Regions from separate parts of the Homo sapiens genome. Here region 2 is linked to region 1. A link is an interaction called in ENCODE POLR2A ChIA-PET data of the cell type or tissue named here. Cell type or tissue: Caco-2. All regions are shown on one strand. Links, peaks and the distances in the headings refer to the core of each region. The heading gives the core; the rest is flanking DNA.

Region 1 (5,855 bases), core at 365-5,364:
TACAGTAGCTGAGACTCAGAAGTGAGGTATTGGATCCAGGTCACACAGCAAGCAGGTGAAAACCCAGATCACCTGCCTAGCTCTGAAGAAAATGGTATTTAGGCTTCACCCAGCACTTCCTATCCCACCCCCTCCCTGGGAAGGGCTGTTTAAATTTTCAGGGAAGTCACCAGCTTCCTGCAGCCTCTAGAGTGTTGGTGGGGGTGGGGCACTGAGGAGAAGCCAGCTTTGTTCTCTGTGTTCTCCAGCAGTTGTTCATCTGGAGGGAGTGGGTCCTGGGTGGACCCTTGAGCAGGGCTACTTGGGGAGATGTGGTTTGGCGACCCCTATGACTTCTGGCGCCGCTATTCTGGGTAATTTTCCACCGCAGCCACTTCTGGGAGAGGAACAAAGGGAGCTGGATGTCCAGGCTGAGCCCCAGGGACTTGGGCTCTGTGGCTTCTCTCCCCCACACACCCCTTCTAAAATGCATCATGAATGTTACTCCTGCTTAGGGCGTGGCCAGATAGGCTATATCTGGAGTTTGAGCAAGGCAGTCTGCAGGATGGCTTGACTTATGAAGGTCTGGGGTCGGGAAGGCCTGAGGCCCAGGCCCCTGATGAGTTTCCTGGACTGCCCTCCACCAAGGGTGCTTCTCTCTGCTTGCATACCTCTGGGGACAGGGAGCTCACTGCCTTATCACATTCAGATTCCTGAATGTTAATTCTGGTTTATTTCAACCCACCTCATTGGGACCCCTTCCCTCCTTCCTGCCCCACCTGGCTCTGTCCCTAGGCCACAGAACCAGGTTCGGTTTCCAGCCCTCTTCTCAACAGGGCTGCCTGCTCTGATCTAGTCCCAGCTTGTGATGATCCAGGGCAGCCTGGCTCTGATCTAAAGCACAGCTACCTCTTCCTTGCGGCCCCTATCCTGGCTGCTCCTGGGAATAAGTGCCAAATCTGGGGTCAGACAGCCCTGGGGCCAGTCTTCCTTGGGTACTGGCTTCCTCCTTCAGGAGCTGCACTGGGCCCACTGGTATCCTATCCCTACAGCTGGATCTGGGAGGAAACCAGATGACGAAATTCCAGCCTCTTTCTTTGGCCACTCCTGTCCTCAAGAGGCCAATCTTCTGGTTTCTTTGCAGAGAGGGGGCAGGCTGATCTCACAGGTCATGCTCCCCTCCACATTGTCACTAGCCTCCCAGCCTGCCCGTGAGAAAGCATCATTAGGCCCATGTTACAAATGAGGAAAATTGAGGCAGAGTGATGTAACTGGCCCAGCAGTTACATCAGGCCTGCTCACAACACAGCAGGCCTGGGACCCCTATAACTTGGATCCTGGTCTGTCTTGTTCTAAAGAGTCAAATCTAGGAAATGAGGAAATGAAGTTTGGGATGGGCCCAGGCCTGGGGCTTCCACTCGGCTTCCTTGCTTGGTGCTGGAGAAACAGAGGCCCAGAGAGGGGGCTCGGCTTGCCCGCGTTCCCGCAGCAGCCGGCCAGAGGCCGCTGCCATTGTGCGCGAGGCTGGATAAAATGAATGACTGGAGGGCGCTCTGGAGGAGGGGCCGGCTGAGGGGAGATTTGTGGCGCAGACCGGGGATCAGGGGTCCCCCGCTCTCTCAAGGTGGGGCGGGGCCGTCTATCTGGGAGGGCGGGTCCTCCCCGAAAGGCCCCGCCTCCGCCTCGACCGCCCAGCAGAGCTGCGGCCGGGGGAACCCAGTTTCCGAGGAACTTTTCGCCGGCGCCGGGCCGCCTCTGAGGCCAGGGCAGGACACGAACGCGCGGAGCGGCGGCGGCGACTGAGAGCCGGGGCCGCGGCGGCGCTCCCTAGGAAGGGCCGTACGAGGCGGCGGGCCCGGCGGGCCTCCCGGAGGAGGCGGCTGCGCCATGGACGAGCCACCCTTCAGCGAGGCGGCTTTGGAGCAGGCGCTGGGCGAGCCGTGCGATCTGGACGCGGCGCTGCTGACCGACATCGAAGGTGCGTCAGGGCGGGCAGGGCTTGAAGCTGCGCCGGGTGGCGCGAGTAGGGGGCGCGCAGGTGTCTCCCTGGCCTTTGTCTCCCCCACGGGCGCCAGCTCCGTGCTGTGCTCGCGCGGGACTTCCCGGTGTCTCTGAGCTCGGTGTCCCGAGCCTCACCGAGCCTCCCTGGTTCCCGCGCTAGCGTCTCGGGCCGCGCGCTTGTGGGTGAGGGCTCCTGGGCCGGGCCGGGGTCCCTTGGCGGCTCCGGGCCGGGACACGTGCGCCTCTACGCGTCCCAGGCCGGGTGCCGCCCGACCGGTGACTCTCCAGCCCTGTGATGGCCACGGCTGAAGCTGGGGACCCAGGCGTCGCCGAAGCTCCGCCCCAGCCCCAGCCGTGACGTAATTGCGAGGTTACTCACGGTCATTCCCTCCGGCCCGAGAGTTCAGCTCGGCGTCGGAGCTCTTGCGCATGCGCATGGGCGCTGCCTCGCGCCCTTCCCCCGCCTCGTGTCGGGTTCTCCCGGTCTGCGACGGGCACAGCCTCCGCACTCATTCACTGACATCCACCGAATGCCAGGCCCCGTCTTAGGCACCGAGGGTTTACAGACAGACCTGGGTACCCCCTCTTTTAGGGAACACAAAAATCTCCCGGGAAACCAAACGGGTATTTAGTTGTACCTTGGGTGGAGCGAGGCTGGGGGAGGGCAGGGATGTGGCTACTTTGGGTAGAGCGGTCAGGGACTTCTAAGCTGAGACCTGAGGGTCACCCCCAGGACCAGCAAGGAAAGATGTTTTCCAGGCCACGGCAAGGGAAGGGCAAAGGCCTCGAGGCAGGGCCTAAGTGTGAGGAGTTAGAGGCTTGCAAAGGAGTGAGGTCAGGGAGGAGGAGGACGCAAACCGACTTGGTCGGCCAGGGAAAGGGCGGAGCAGAACAGTGGCACCGGCTTCCATCTTTGGAGCATCACCCTGGCTGTGATGAGAAGGGGTTTGGGGCCAATGGTGGCACCAAGTGCCAATTAGGAGGCCCGTTGCTTCCATTTTGTAGATAGAGCAAACGGAAGCCCCTAGCAAATTGCCTGCATGGTTTCTGTGCAGGAGTTTTAGCAGCACTAGCTAAGTTGCACTTGGTTGATGAGGAAACTGAGGCCAAGGTCGCAGGAACAAGATGCCTAGACTCACAGCCTGAATGGACATGTCCATGGAACCCGTGGCCACCCTGGGGTTGGCAAAACAGATATATCTATGCCACCACCACTCCTGCCCTACTGCAGCCTTGCAGATGAGCCCAGCTGGTTGCCAGCCCCAGAAGCTTCCCAGCCCTCCCTCCTTCCCCCTGGGGCTGGGCTAGGGGAGGACCCCAGAGGAGAGGCCCTGATTGTGAGGCTTTTCCAAAACAGCCTCCCCTATCCCTGGCACGAGGGGTTGTCCTTCACTGCCCTCTGGAGTGATGAACCCTGAAATCCCAAGCCCTAGGGAGATCTGGGCCTGACTCAACTACCAGTTCCACATCACTGGGCCCAGTGAGTGTAGTCCCAAGAGGCAACGTGACCAAGCCAGGAGGACATGCGCTTTGGGGTCAGAACTTGAACCTGGACACTCCTCACTTCCTTTGTCATCCTGCTCAAGCCCTCTCACCCTCTAAACCTTAGTTTCCACCTCCAGAAAAATGATGCAAACCCTCCCTTCATGGGCAAGTTGGACAACAGAACCCGTTCTGGGCCACAGGTCTGATACAGACCTTTGTTTGTTTGTTTGTTTGTTTTCTGCAGTGGCGCAATTTTGGCTCACTGCAAGCTCCTCCTCCTGGGTTCACGCCATTCTCCTGCCTTAGTCTCCCAAGTAGCTGGGACTACAGGCGCCAGCCACCACGCCTGGCTAATTTTTTGTATTTTTAGTAGAGACGGGGTTTCACTGTGCTAGCCAGGATGGTCTCGATCTCCTGACCTTGTGATCCGCCCGCCTCAGCCTCCCAAAGTGCTGGGATTACAGGTGTGAGCCACCGCTCCCAGCCCAGACCTTTCTTACTGACAGAATCTGGTCTGGGCCAGAGGTCTGATACAGACCTTTCTTACTGACTCATGGATAAAAACATTGTCTCTCCAGAACCAAAGGCCAGGCATGGGCAGCCATGTGGCCCAAGGTCTAGTCTATGAGAGAGTGGGGGCAGTCCCAGCCCCTTGAAGACTGGGGGCAGCCCCTTCTCACTAGGCAGGGCTCAGCTTTACCCACTTCAGTAGAGGATTTTTCAGTTTTTATTCAAACTTCCTGTTTTTCTTCCCAATTACACACATCTTTTTTCATTGTAGAAAACTTAGAAAATGCAAGTGAGCAAAAAGAAGAAAATAAAATCTTTAGACCTGGGGTGGTGGCTCACACCTATAATCCCAGCACTTGGGAGGTCGAAGCAAGAGGATGACTTGTGTCCAGGAGTTTGAGACCAGCCTGGGCAACATGACAAAATCCTGTCTCTACAAAAATAAAAAATTAGCTGGGTGTGGGTGACATGTGCCTGTAGTCTCAGCTACTCTGGAGGCTGAAGTGGGAGGATTGCTTGAGCCTGGACTTAGAGGCTGCAGTGAGCTATAACCATGCCGTTGCACTCAGCCTGGATGACAGAGTGAGATTCTGTTTCAAAAAAAACTTTAAACCTACCACCCAGAGATAAGCCCTGCTAATTATGTGAAAGAGCTTTTCTTCTCTCTCTCTCTCTCTCTCTGTGTGTTTATATGTGTTTGGGGATGGGTGCACACTCTTCATAAACTTTTTTTTTTTTGAGACAGGGTCTCGCTCTTTTGCCCATGCTGTAGTCCAGTGGCATGATCTCAGCTCACTGCAAACTCTGCCTCTCAGGTTCAAGAGATTCTCCAGCTCCCAAGTAGCTGGGATTACAGTCATGCACCGCCACGCCTGGTTAAATTTTGTATTTTTAGTAGAGATGGCCATGTTGGCCAGGCTGGTCTCGAACTCCTGAGCTCAGGTGATCTGCCCACCTCAGCCTCTCAAAAGTGCTGGGATTACAGGGCATGAACCACCATGCCCGGCCTTCATCAATTTTTTAAAAACGACTTTATTGAGGTATACTTTATGTATCACAAAATTTACCCATTTTTAGTATATCATTCAATGATTTTTAGTTAACTTTTTGAGTTGTGTGACAATTACTAGCTGTCGAACATTTTTATCACACAGTGAGATCCCTTATACTTCTTTAGTCAGTTCCTGTTCCTGCTCCCAGCCCCGGGCAGCTGTGGATCTGTATGTGTGTGTGTATATATATATATATATATATATATTTTTTTTTTTTTTTTTTTTTTTTTTTTTTTGAGACGGAGTCTTGCTCTGTCGCCCAGGCTGGAGTGCAGTGGTGCGATCTTGGCTCACTGCAAGCTCCGCCTCCCAGGTTCAAACAGTTCTGCCTCAGCCTCCCGAGTAGCTGGGATTACAGGCACCTGCCACCACGCCCGGCTAATTTTTTTGTATTTTTAGTAGAGATGGGGTTTCACCATGTTAGCCAGGATGGTCTCGATCTCCTGACCTTGTGATCTGCCCACCTCGGCCTCCCAACGTTCTGGAATTACAGGCGTGAGCCACCGCGCCCGGCTGGATCTGTATTTTTATAAATTAAAATAGGGTCCATTGGTTCACAGCTGATTGGAATCTGCTTGGTTCCATGTCAACAGCCAGACGACAGTAAGGTTTCCTCTTATTACCCACCTGATTCCCTGTCGATGGACACCTAGGTTGTTTTATCTTTATAAACTGCTGCAGTGGACACTGAGGCCGGTTTTTTTCTTTGTTTTTTTTTTTTTGTTTGTTTGTTTTTGAGACAGAGTCTTGCTCTGTCACCCAGGCTGGAGTGCAGTGGCGCGATCTCGGCTCACTGCAAACTCCGCCTCCCGGGTTCACACCATTCTC
Region 2 (5,855 bases), core at 568-5,567, 300 kb after region 1:
GCCGTTTCTCTCTGGGCAAGGGGCTCATGAGGAAACGTTTCTGCCTTGGCAGCCCAGGCCACAGCTGTGCTGGCTGCAGACACCCTGGGCAGGCCCCGGTCGCTGAGGAGCCTTCTTGGGCAGGTTGCTTCATCTCTGAAGCTCAGAATCCTTTCCTGGAGCACAGATATCAAAATATTTATCCCCAGAAGCCTCAACAAACCTGTGCTCACCGCTGCTTTAGGCCCTGCAGCAGTCCCAGGTCTGGGCAGATGTTTCAAGTTCAGTGTGTGGGCTCTGGCTCGCTGGAGCTGGGCCCAGGGAACTGGCGCCTTGGGATGAGGCCCGCCATGTCCGAGCCTGCCCATGCCCCGCTGCTGCTGCGGCCGGTGGTCTTGGGGCTGCCTGCCAGCCTTCTCTCCTGGGAGCTAAGTGGGGACAGGTGCTGCGGGCCACGGTCCACGATGCTCCCTGCTTCCTGTTTGGTGGGCAGCCTGGGTTTTAGGAATGTGTAGAGCTGGAGGAGCTGAAAGAGCTGGGGCTCGGGATCAGGTGGTTCAGCTGACTCGGGAAACTTTGAGGCACCACCGCACCTGTCCGTGCGTGAGGGAGACATCTTCCTTGCAGGGCTCTGGGAGGATGGGGTGCTTCTGTAATGCCCAGTCTTGGGCCTGGCGCCTACCTCATATGGGTGCTCTATATAGCAGCAGGCGGAGCACAATTCTGCTAACGTCAGCAACAATCCTGTCTGTTGGAATAAACATGCAGATGCATCTGTGACCCCAGAATCCCAGTGGTGGCTCTGTCCCCGTCTCAGCCGAGCACTCAGCGGCCAGGGTGGCTGGACTCAGCACGGGGCTGGCACTGAAACTGGCAGTCACTGCTGTCAGTGCCCACAGAAAGCAAGAAGAGAATAGACAAATACCAGGCAGTGGAGACACTCCCTGCCCACTGCAGATTTATAATCAGCGAACATTTACTGAGTACCTGTTGTATGCCTTGAGGTGCTCACAGGGGAGCACTCGGGAGCCCATTCACTCGCCAGTGATGAGTGGGCACTGTGCCAGGTGCTGTCCAAGGTGGGGGAGCGAGGGGGTCACTGCAGGAGAGGGTGAGAAGGAGGCTGCATGCTGCACGACCCTCTGAACCCTGAGCCTGCCTGGAGAAGTGGGCTGTGCTGCGGGGACCCTGTTGGAGAGGGGCAGCATGGGGAGGGGCGGAGCCTGCCTGGGGCCTCTCATCCTGCAGCTGCCTGGAAGTTGGGCTCCTTCTGACAGTGTCCTCAAGTAGACGCGGGTTCTGGGGGTCTGGCTGGTGGAGGCCAGCTGGTGCTCCTGACTCACTGGCTCCTCTCCTTGCACAGTGGCTGCTGCCACCTGCCTAGGGAGTCTTCCTGGGGCTCAGTTCCCCTGACCCCCTGGGACATAATGCCAGAACTCATGCTGGCTGGCCACCCTCCCTCACGTGTGCTGTGCTCAGCCCGAAGTTGGTGCTTTCACCTGTGTGCTCTGGGCAAAGCAGGCGCAGAGGAGGCACTGGGATAGAGCGCAGAGTCCACCTGGGGCAGCCCCCTCCTCGTCCCGGCCATTGCCCCATGTTGGGGGTCTTCTGTCGGGGGAGGGAGGGTTGGAGCTGGGATTGGAAGGCCCCTCTGAGGCTCTTCTTCCTTCCTCCATGAGCCCTCCAGGCCCCACCCTCCATCCTGCGCCCCTGCCCCATCCCCACCCACGGCCAGGGCTGGCTGCTGCCCATTTTGGCCCCTTCCCTTGGGGCGTTGCTTCCAGGTTCAACTCAGATTCTGTCTTTTCCAGAAGATGTCTCTGTCCTTCCATGCCCCCAGCCTTTGTTCCTTGTCCTCCCCTGTCCCTGCACTCCTGGGGTGGGCCCTCCTGCTCCCGAGCCTCCTGCGTGGAGGCTGTGAGCTCCCTGCCACCTGCGTGGTCAGTCTTTCCTGCACCAGCCTCCCAGGACCCCTCCTGCCCACGCTCCTGAGAGATTCAGGCGCCAGTGCATGGGTGGGGCACAGGGGCTGCGGCAGACAGAGGGTGGTGATACAGGGGTGGAGTCCCACAGGCCGGATGCCTTGATACTTCTCAGCTGCAGGGCTGTGCCCGGGGCTCTGTGCCCCTGAATGAGGGCAATGGTTCCCCTGCACAGTGACCTTGTGAGCTGATTCAGGCCCCATGATCGTGATTAGCTGACAGCACATTGGCCCTCAGAGAAATGAAAATACACAGTTACACAGTAGCAAAATCCCACGAGCAGTCCCTCAGCTGGGGCAGGGACACACGGACTGTGGCACGTCCACACCAAAGAATCCTGCGTAGCCACAAAAAGGAACAAGCTGGGGATACATGTGACACCCTGGGCGCATCGCAGAGGCATCATACCAAGTGCAGGATGCCACAGCCTGCGCGATTCCATTTCTGTGACACTTGAGGAGGGAAACGGGATGGAACACAGGACAGGAGTGTCTGGGGTGGGACAGGGAAGGGCCCAGCTCTGGGTTGGAGCCTGGAGCTGGCTGGAAGTGCTGTGTCCTGATGTGGTGGTGGTATGCATTTGTCAAGACTCATAGACCTGGTTGGGGCACAGTGGCTTACAGCTGTAACCCCAGCATTTTGGGAGGCCAAGGCAGGAGGATTGCTTAAGACCAACAGTTGGAGACCAGCCTGGGCAACATAGCGAGACCCCATCTTTACTAAAATCAAACAACAACAACAAAACTCACAGACCTGTGCATTAAAAAGGGTACATTTTACTTTATGTGTTACCTTCATAAATCTGACCTAAAAATGATTTTTAAAGTCCCCCCTTCTAAAATATACTAATCTTTAAGAAACAAAAACAAAACAAAAAGCTGGCTGACAGTGGGTCCTACTACTAGCACATGGGCGTTGATGATGGTGATAATGTCTCTCGCCCATAAAAGGCCAGCTTGGAAACCTGAGCCCCAGCTGCTTATCGGCCTGTGTAGCCAGACAACCATTCTGCCACTCGCCAAATATTTTCAAATTTCCTTTCCGAGGCAGGCTGAAGTCCAGGTAAATATTGACCCAAGAAGGCGGATCACGCTTTGTGCTATATTTGGTTAATAGTTGGAGTCACTCCTAAGCTACTTTTTCAGTTGCTTTGTACAGGTGGGTTTGTTTTATGTAAAAAGAAAAGACACTTTAAAAAGCTGCGCATAAATCAGACATCATAAATGCAGTAGAAAGCCTCCCTATTTAAATGACTCAGCGAATCTTCTGATGAAACAACTGCCTCTTCCCCTTTAATGTATTTATTAATTTTTTTTTTCTTTTTTTGGAGACAGAGTCTTGTTCTGCCACCCAGGCTGGAATGCAATGGTGTAATCCAAGCTCACTGCAGCCTCAAATTCCTGGGCTCAAGTGATCCTCCTGCCTCAGCCTCTCAAGTAGCTGGGACTACAGGCATGTGCCACCATGCCCAGAGAATTTTTCAATTGTTTGTAGAGATAGGGTCTCAATTTGTTGCCCAGCCTGAGGCAAATTTTTAGATATATATTTTATTTAAGTGAGAGCTGTGACAGCAATGGCACAATACTGCCTCTGTCCTGGCCTGAGGCTCTCTTTGCCGCTGGTGGCCATCGTCTTTGGAGAAGCCGCTCAGCGTGTATTGATGGAGTGACCTCCCTGCCTCCCTGTCCAGTTGGGCTCAGGTACCCAGCTCTTTAGCACCCTCCCTCTACCATCGTGGGGCCTGCAGGTCACTGAGGGCTGGGAGGGCTGGGACCCAGGCCCCTGACTGGCCCCCTGTTGCAGCGTTGGAGAGACCACCTCAGACAGCAAGGACGGGCATGCCATGGGTCCCGGCAGCAGCTGTCCCTTCCTGAGGAGGGCGTTTGCCAGCTGACCACTCCCTGGTGATTTCTGCCCTGATCTTCCCTGGAGGTGGCAGGTTGGACGTGAGGATGAGGTCCCACCCAAGTCACAACTGTGTGACTGTCTTCCAAGTCAACAAACATCCTCCTGGAAGGCTGAGTGGCGGGAAGGAAAGACACCTGCCTTCTACGCCATGCTGGGCCCTGCAGCAGGCACTGTCCATGTCTCAAATCTCCCTCCCCGGGAAATCTAGGCACAGGTCATACTGCTGGAAGGCTTGTCTGTCTCTCCCAGTCTCAGGGCCAGAGCTTCCAGGAGCAAAGAGTGGTCCGGGCCTTTCCTTCTCTTTCTCCCACTCTATCTTATCTCTCCTCCTGCTTTCTCCCAGAAGACAAGTATCAGGGATGGAAGAGGTGGCCACGTGCAGAGCATGACTAATCAGCAGCTGAGTGGCACACACACAGGGGATCTCGCCTGAGGCCTGGGCCAGCATGGGGAAGGCCCCTGCAGGCTGCTGGGCACGGGGATGGCTCAGGGTCCTGGGCTGGGCTGGGCTAGGCTTGGGGGAGCCCGGTGTGTTGGGCTGGAGCTGGCCTCTGCTGTCGCTGGACCACAGTCACCCATGGAGGGCAGGGGTTGGGAACCTGCAGGGACAGCATCTGCCCTCTGGCCGGTGGGGGGTTCTTAGTAGCAGGGCAAGGGGAAGGCAAAGGGGGCCAGGCCCAGGAGCAGGTGGGTCCTCCTCACAGGAGCAGGGCAGGATTCGAGGAGCTCTGGGCTCCCACCTCCGAGCTGGACTCTGAGCATGCTGGCTCCCTCCTTCTTTCCAGGGCAGCAGCAGCCCCACATTCAGGACAGAGCCATCTGTGTAAGCAGGGCTCAGAGACCCTCAGACAGACAGGGAAAAGGAGCAAAATGTATTGTCATCGTCCAGCCTGAAATCTCCAGTGGGACCCGTCAGTGGAGCACGTAGCAGACACCCTGTCCCTCCCGTGCCCCCCGGCCTGTAAGGGCAGCTGAGGCCGTCTTACCTGCTGAGGGAGACCCCGCACTCCCTGACTTCCCGGGCTGGGTGCTGGCACTGGTGAAGGGTTTCGGGCTGTGAGCCTCTTGCCTTCCACTCAGACTGGGCCAGACCCGACAGCACCATGAACCAGAGCCGCCCTGAGTAGGGGCTGACACTGCCAGGCCAGCCTCATCCTGCTCCCGGCCATACCAGGTCCCACGGGGCCAATGGACCATTTCAGTGGATGCAGGGAGCACAGAGCATGAGTCGCACCTGGTGGACGGGCAGGTGTAGCAGGCCCTCATGAGAGGAACACCATTGACTTTCCCACTGGGTGAGGAAGGGACAGCTCTGTACCATTTCCCTCTGCTCAAACCCACAGGAGCCAGCCAGGGCATGGACACTCCCATGAGGTCACCTTTGCTGGTCTGTTCCTTGCGGGGCTGCTGAGTTCTTGATAGAGGTAACAAGCAACCCTGGGGCTCCCGTGTGCAGGAGGAAGGTTGGGGACTGCCTGGTTGTGCTTCGGACCCGGAGGCAGACAGAGGAGGCCTTTGAACTTGGCCTGAGCTTGTTGGGTGAAGCCAAGGACAGAGGCTGGGGTCTGAGTGAGGGGAGATGGTCCCGTGAAGTCAGATTGGCACAGATTCCCCCATCAGAGTTGGGAGGCCCCAGAATGTTCAGGAACAGCATGTGGCAGGGGTCATAACTGAAGCCAGACCTGAGTTACAATCCATTTACTCACTGTGTGTCCTTGGCAAGTCCTGCAAGGGAGGCACACTATCGGACGTCCCCCGTGGGGCTGGCATGCAGATTGAATAGGATACATGGCTGCACTCACCCCAGCGCCTGGTGTGCAGCAGGCCCTGTGCCAGTGTCGGCTGACGTCACTGTGCTGTGGGTGTCATCAGAGCCTGCATGCCACAGTCAGTGCAGTGGCACAGGGCCTGCATGCCACAGTTAAGGAGATTGTAGGCCCTTGGGGAGACAGTGGCAGAATAAGGGAGTCGTTGCCAGACACTGGA

What was found. Peaks named below come from ENCODE experiments on the same cell type or tissue, not always from the same donor. Only the 100,000 strongest peaks of a DNase experiment are listed, where the experiment ranks them.
Region 2: POLR2A ChIA-PET joins it to region 1 with 6 read pairs; 2 of 35 experiments call an interaction of 5 or more read pairs at or near these places.

Annotation. Positions count from the first base shown.
Region 1 is chr17:17,832,829-17,838,683 of GRCh38, reverse strand. SREBF1 (sterol regulatory element binding transcription factor 1) reads left to right here and starts at 1,698. Exons shown (of 19, transcript NM_004176.5): 1 at 1,698-1,957. The coding sequence starts at 1,867. RefSeq lists enhancers at 117-1,018, 1,019-1,921, 1,922-2,823 and silencers at 1,690-1,849, 2,040-2,319. In Caco-2, for the core only: no CTCF peak of the experiment used is centred there; DNase peaks (open chromatin) are centred at 508, 1,073, 1,596 and 2,343; H3K4me3 peaks cover 1,863 bases.
Region 2 is chr17:17,535,988-17,541,842 of GRCh38, reverse strand. All of the region lies in intron 2 of PEMT (phosphatidylethanolamine N-methyltransferase), which reads left to right. Among named protein-coding and RNA genes, the nearest start is that of RASD1, 43 kb to the right of the region's middle. RefSeq lists an enhancer at 970-5,855. In Caco-2, for the core only: no CTCF peak of the experiment used is centred there; DNase peaks (open chromatin) are centred at 2,982 and 3,337.